Regions from separate parts of the Homo sapiens genome. Here region 1 is linked to region 2. A link is a contact called in ENCODE Hi-C or POLR2A ChIA-PET data. All regions are on one chromosome and are shown on one strand. Each heading gives the region's core, a stretch centred on a gene start or an enhancer-like site at or near the end of the contact. The rest is flanking DNA. Distances are from core to core; before and after follow the strand shown.

What was found. Hi-C counts contacts between places; a loop is a spot of excess contacts on that map. ChIA-PET counts read pairs that join two places held with the same protein, here RNA polymerase II (POLR2A).
Region 1: a loop to region 2 is called in a map of endothelial cell of umbilical vein, with 10 times the contacts of the local background. The contact joins two enhancer-like sites. A Hi-C loop is called at or near these places in 2 of 168 maps with a recorded cell type or tissue (endothelial cell of umbilical vein and vagina). POLR2A ChIA-PET finds 5 or more read pairs at or near these places in 1 of 52 experiments (IMR-90).

The regions. Positions count from the first base shown.
Region 1 is chr7:93,009,890-93,012,998 of GRCh38, reverse strand. No RefSeq gene overlaps it. Among named protein-coding and RNA genes, the nearest start is that of SAMD9, 110 kb to the left of the region's middle. Within about 2 kb of position 1,303, at least 4 of the 41 ENCODE cell types and tissues checked have a DNase peak (open chromatin) inside an H3K27ac peak, as active enhancers do; they include IMR-90 and endothelial cell of umbilical vein, where a contact is called at or near this core.
Region 2 is chr7:92,807,867-92,811,374 of GRCh38, reverse strand. The region is part of intron 2 of CDK6 (cyclin dependent kinase 6); the gene reads left to right. Among named protein-coding and RNA genes, the nearest start is that of CDK6-AS1, 27 kb to the left of the region's middle. RefSeq lists enhancers at 1,196-1,305, 1,421-1,565, 1,756-1,805, 794-1,993 and a cis regulatory region at 1,488-1,498. Within about 2 kb of position 1,479, at least 28 of the 41 ENCODE cell types and tissues checked have a DNase peak (open chromatin) inside an H3K27ac peak, as active enhancers do; they include IMR-90 and endothelial cell of umbilical vein, where a contact is called at or near this core.

The sequences.
Region 1 (3,109 bases), core at 54-2,553, 200 kb before region 2:
AGGGCATGTAGATTTGTGCTATTGAGTGCCAGATCAGATCCTCTGAGCATACAAAGAGATAGTCAGAAGTTTTGCACAGAGGCTTTCACAAGATTCTGTTATTCTTCTGTGTTCTCCCTACCTCTAATCTTTATATTGGGATTTATAGTATGATCTAAGTATTCACGTGCTACTGGTACAACTTGCTGTCAATGAGTAACGTAAGTTGGTTCAAAATCAACTTCAAACAATTTGGAGAACTGGTCATTTTAAGCATTAAGGTATATTACAATTATTTTTAAAAGAATGTGAATGCAAAAACCAGTCTAATAATTATTAAAAATGATAAATTTACAGATACCATTAGAAGTAACTGATCCTTTATTGATGTAGACCTCCAACATGATTAAAGAGGATGAAAAAATTTTTGAAGCAAAGCTTTGTCAAAGCAAATATCTTACCTCATGGTAGATATAGTCCAGTGTTATTAGTCCTAATTTTTAAATTTATCTCAGATGAGATCTTCGGGATTTGGATCCAATATTCCTTTCTCTATTCTCAGATGTGCTGTGTTTTACTGATTGATTCCAGGAAGGAAATATAGTTAATTGCTCTTAAGCCATTAAATTCCCCTTTATCTTTGTGACTGTCAATAGCATTAGCAGCAAAAGAATGTACTCCCTCTTAATCCGATAGAAGTATGAAAATCTTGATATTGCAACTGCCTTTTGATATCAATATTCTACATGGCATTTTATTAAGTGGAAAGTGGCAAATATGCTCTTTTTTTTTTTTTTTTTGAGAAAATTAGACTAAAGGTGTTCCAGTCCCAGAGGGGCTTTGAGCTGAGTGGACACAGAAACAGTGAATCACCCTTCTGCATAAAGCTGGCTGCCTGGAAGTTTAACCCCCAAAACAAGTGTGGATGGTAGTCATAACAATGCTATCAGAATACCTTTCTCTTCCAAAAGGAATTGGGGCATTGTTCCAGGGTGGACATTACACATTTCCCACATGGCAGCAGGAATTCTAAAATTGTTGAAGTTGCTATGGTGGTCACCAATCAAGAAATACAAAATATATACAGTTTTTAATTAATTCAAACATTTATTGAAAGTTTATATAGATACAGGCATATAGAAATGCTCTTGTGGAACTTAAAATTTATATTATGTGTATATATTCATGTATTTACTTCTCACATACTTAGCACGTAGACACCACACCGGACACACACACATGCATACACGATTGGTCATTTCCAGCAACTTTGACAATCTACTACAAAGCCAAGAACTTCTGAGTCATGTAGAAGGCAAACCATGTCAGAATGTTTAATGAGAAAAAATCATGAGCTCATAGAAGAAGCCTTTGGGCCTCACACAAAACTCATGTGCTCTTACTTTTCTCACAATTCCAGCAAGCTTCGATTATCTCATATCTAACAGAGCTGTTGAATAATCTCATTAGCTCATCGCAAAATAAAAGGCGTACCAACAGCAGGGGAGGGGAGTTATTAAGTGAATACAGTAAGTAAAAAGCACAATAATTAGGGACTATTTAATGCAGGGGCAAACAACAGTATACCCTCAGTAGTCCCTGAGTTACTAGGTGAGATTAAATTATGTTCAGCATTATCCATCACCAAGACAAGGAAGTGTTAATTCGTTTTGTTAAAAAGGTTGAATTTTTAAGCTGATACTTTGTTCTATTCCTTCAATAATATTGATAACAAATGAGCTGTTATTATGCAAAGATACTTGTTACTCACCATTAAACTCATATTTATCACATTTTGCCCTTTTCTAGTTTGGGGAGAGAAAATGATAGATTGGACAATATAGACTGGTAAGTGTGATATAAGGCACACTTCTTCCAATTTGAAAATACCCTAGCAAATGAACTGTTTCTGTCCAAAATATTCCTTTGGTGATAGAAAGGAGGGTCCCTGCATCCAAAAAACAAGGATAAAGCTCTGTCTTCAGCAGAAATCTCCTTGATTTGTGACTTTATAGTTTGCATGACTAACGTTCTTGATTTCTCATTTTTATAGATTGAATTGGTGAAAGTGATTTTATGTTCCCTGGAATTCCCAACACTTAAAAAGTAAGCTTTTTGCATTTCAAATGCAACCTATACAAACTGTTTTGTTTACAAAGCCTCTGAGGTGAGAAGCCAGAGTTCCAAGCATCAGGAAACCATGGGTGAGCAAGATAATTTGACAGTCAGAAAAGTCGAGCTGTTCAATAATGCTACCACTTGCCTTCCATGGAGATCTGGGATTAGTGACTTCCATGACGAATTACACACATCATGGACGTGAAGTGATCTGTTTAAGGGGTTCATTTGCAAGAGCACATGAAAGCAAGAACTTATAATGAACTCTTGGAATACTTAAAGCTTAGTAGTAACAGATATAAATTACTGCAGGAAGCAAAGGATGCTTCCAGAATATGTACAAGTGTTCAGAGTCCTTTTCTGGGAAAAAGAAATATCCCCTCCTAGTATTTCCAAATTTGAACACTCTAGGAGAGTATACTAAACGTTAGAGGTTTTTCACCATTCGATTTTAAGATTTAGTAAAAAGCTACACTAATTAAGTCAATGTGGTGTTTGCATAAGGACAAACATAGAAGAGAATCAAAAATAGACCCACACAGCCGTTTGATTTTCAACAATGATGTCAAGGTTATTAAATGGGGAATAGAGTTGTTTCAATAAATGGTATTGGACAAATGGGTATACATATGAAAAAAATGTGAACCTTTGCCACCATATTTAAAAAATTAACTCCATATGGCTCACAGAATTAAGCATAAGTGCTAAAATGATAAAATATGTAGAAAAAAGGAAAAGGAGAAAATCTTGGTTACCTTGAGTTAGTCAAAGATTTCTTAGGACACTGAAATCATGAATCAAAAAGAAAAAAATGGTAAATTAGACTTCATTAAATTAAAAGCTTCTGCACTTTCAAAGATCTGAAAGACAATGTTAAGAAAATTAAAAAGCAAGACACAAGGTGGGAAAAATATTTACAAATCACATATCTGATGAAGGGCTTGTATCCAGGATATATAAAAGAACTCTCAAAACTCATAAGAAAGCAAACCACACAATTTTTAAAAAATAG
Region 2 (3,508 bases), core at 230-2,729:
GTCTCAGTGTACAAGGATGGTGAAGGGACTAAAACGATGTTTGCCTAAAGTACCCTGCTACATTGGGGTTTGAGCACTCAGGATTTCTAGTAGATACAACATTATAACTGTAGTTGAATCCCAGGCTCGTTCACAATGCTTATTTATATAGCTGAAGAATGTCCAATGAGTAAAATACTGCAGAAAGCAATGCTGGAGACCTGTGGAAATTCTATGAGAAAATGCTGGGTACTGATTATTTATGTTACTTCAAATTTTCTTTCTCTCAATAAAGTATTATTTTGATATTTCTCCTATATAATTGCCTTTTTTTTTCTTTGGCGCTGGGGGGGTTCTCATTCTGTCACCGGGCGCGATCTCGGCTCACTGCAACCTCCGCCTCCTGGGTTCAAGCAATTCTCCTGCCTCACCCTCCTGAGTAGCTGGGACTACAGGCACGCACCACCATGCCCAGCTAATTGTTGTATTTTTAGATGGGGTTTCGCCATGTTGGCTAGGATGGTCTCAATCTCTTGACCTCGTGATCCGCCCACCTCAGCCTCCCAAAGTGCTGGGATTACAGGCGTGAGCCACTGCACCCGGCCTATAATTGCTTTTTTTGAAGTATATTTATATAGCCCTTTACTATTGAATTCTGCCCATCTACTTACTATTACTGTTTATCTTCTTATGTCACTTCCAACCTGGGTGACAACTTAAACATTCAAATCCAGTAAAATTATTGTATGTTTCTAATAAAATGCATAGAAGCTAGCCTGAGACTGAAGTTTTGTTTTTTAAAAAATATGTAATGAATTCATCACTTCTTTTCGTCATGACAGTTGTCTACTTCTTAAGTGCTGTTAATATAATTACGTTCACAGCAGCAGTGAGGGAGACTGGGGGAGGATTGTTATTCCCGTCTTGCAGATAAAGAAACAGACAACGTAAATGACTTGCTCAAGGTCAACTGTCTGCTGGCAGAGTCAGGACTAGACCACAAGCCTTTTGACTCCAGGGTGTTATTTCCCCTATTATATAGTTTTTCTACCTAATACTACAAGTGTTTCAGTCATGCAAAGGTCATTTGGATTTGACTGTTTTAGTAAGACCTGCTTGGCAAATTAAATGCACATAAACTGCATGCTGACAAAGGCATGCTGTTTATTTGAAGAGGAAGCTATCTTGACTTACTGGAAACTAGAGGTATAATGGCTTAATTCTGACAGATAGTAAATGATATACATATACACACACATACACACGCATATATATTTTCAAACAATCTATTTTCATAGCCATATCTAGAGACCAGCATATAGAATTGACAGTGTTAAGTAGTGTTATTTGTTAGGGTTCATGCTGCTTCTCAACTTGGTGGCAGTTAGCTTTCCATGACCTACCCTGCGTTACTGAGAAAAGGATGGAAGAGTAGCAGGTCAAAGGAAGTACGCATACCTTTGAATCTGGCACCAGAAGTGCTGACGAGGATGTTGCATATGCTCACGATGACTCAGCACTTCCTGGTTTCTCTTTTCAGCCACACTCTGGCTAATGATATCGAATGACCTTGGTTCAAACTGAGAGTTTCAGGGAACCTTTGGTTTCTTCATCATCAAAAATTTGCAGTCTTTCCTTTCTGTTTTTAATTAGTTAATGGTACTAGGTATGAACCATTATATTTCACACTGGATTAGATACTTTTTGTTCTTAAGATGGTCACAATCTAAGGAAGTAGCTTTGACCCTGGACTATAAATAAATATACCCTTACCTCTCAAGTAAGAGCAGTCCTGCTATAACTCATTTGGTCTTTTATTGTTTCTGTGCAACCTAATAAGTAGGGCAGGAGTGGAAGGAAATGGAGTTCAAACTTCAGTTGCACTGTTTGCAGCTTTGGTTTTAGGAAAGGCTTAGTGACCAGTAAGGCCAAGTAAGGGAAGGTAATTGTGGATCTGCCCCTTGGGTCCCTCATCACTTTCTGAATGGTCCAGAATAGGTCTACCATGAGTGAAACCAGATTGTCGTTGTCAATTAGTTTTATATTTAGGATCAGCCACAATTTTTAGACTCTAAAATTATTAACATTGAGCACATTTGGAGATGAAAATTTTCAGAAAACATTGAAAGTTCCAGGAAACCTTGAAACTTTTTAAGCCTGAGTTTTCCTGGGCTATTGAGAGTTTCTCCATGTTGACAGCCAATTTGTTTTACAATTTATGAAACAATTTAAAAACCATTTTATAGATTATCTAGATATATTTCTTTAGAAATATATCTTCATTATTAAAGGAAATCTTAAACCAGTGGTTTGCAGTGAAGGAAATAGCTATAGTATAGCAAAAATATGCCTATATTTAAAATACAAATATTTATTGTTAAATGTGTTTATGTGTTTTCATCTTTACAGAGGCCTCTAAATAGCCAGGATTTCTGGCCCTTTAACTGCTTCCAAATAAGCAAAAGTAAAAATTCCTACAGAAAACATAGCCCTGACCTTTTTGCACATGTAATCCAAACAAAAAGTTAGCTTTGAAATGGAGTCTTGTTACATAATCATACTGAAAATATGCAGTAATATGTATTCCTTTGAATATCTTTCATTCAGAAACATATTTTTGTTTATTTGACTATCCTCCCAGCTGAAAATGGGTTATGTTCTGGTTGTTCATCTAACCACCCTACCTCAAAATACTTGAGAAATCACATGAAGAATTTCATTCCAAAGCATACAATTTTCAGAAGGGCTCAGGACATTGGAAAATTGCACATTGGATTTAACTCCATTGATGATTTAAATAAATAGCAAATAATGCAAGAAGATAGATAAACAGAATATACAAACACAGTTTTTACTAGGCAGAATACCTGTCCAATTAATAGTGAATTATTTAAGCAGCATTTACTTTATAGAAGGCACTTTAAGTGAATCATTTGTTTCAGATCTGTCTGTAACATTTCTACCAAACTATTTGGCCGACTATACCTTATGGTATCAAGCATTCTAAATGTGAGAATACTGGCCAATATAGGCAAAAGCAAAGAAACCTCCCTCTTTTCTTGTGTGTTCTCTCAGATGCTGCTATAGAAATCTGAGAATTGGGAGCATATGCTTCAGACTGCAGGCTTCTGATGCTGCCCCGCAGCAACACAGTAACTGGCATTTTGGTTCACTTTGCATTTTACTCATCTGCTGATTTAATGAGTGTTCTGTGTATTGAGCAATAGCAGGAGTTCTACTTAACTATCACTAAACATAAAGAAGAAAAATACCATATGAGGTGTCTAGTTTTTTTTATTTTCTTTTTAATTTACAGGGGAGTCATCTGTTAACTTGCGTAATTGAGGAATAGAGCAGTCCAGTTAATAAGAAAGCTTAGTTATTAGAAAGTTGCCATCTCTTCTGAGTCCCCTTTTCAAAGGATTAGAATGTGATAAAATACACTTAACACTAAAACTCATAATTTAATCTTTGTTGAGCATTGAGAAGATACTTCAAGATATATCCTTTATTGTACCCTAATAAAATG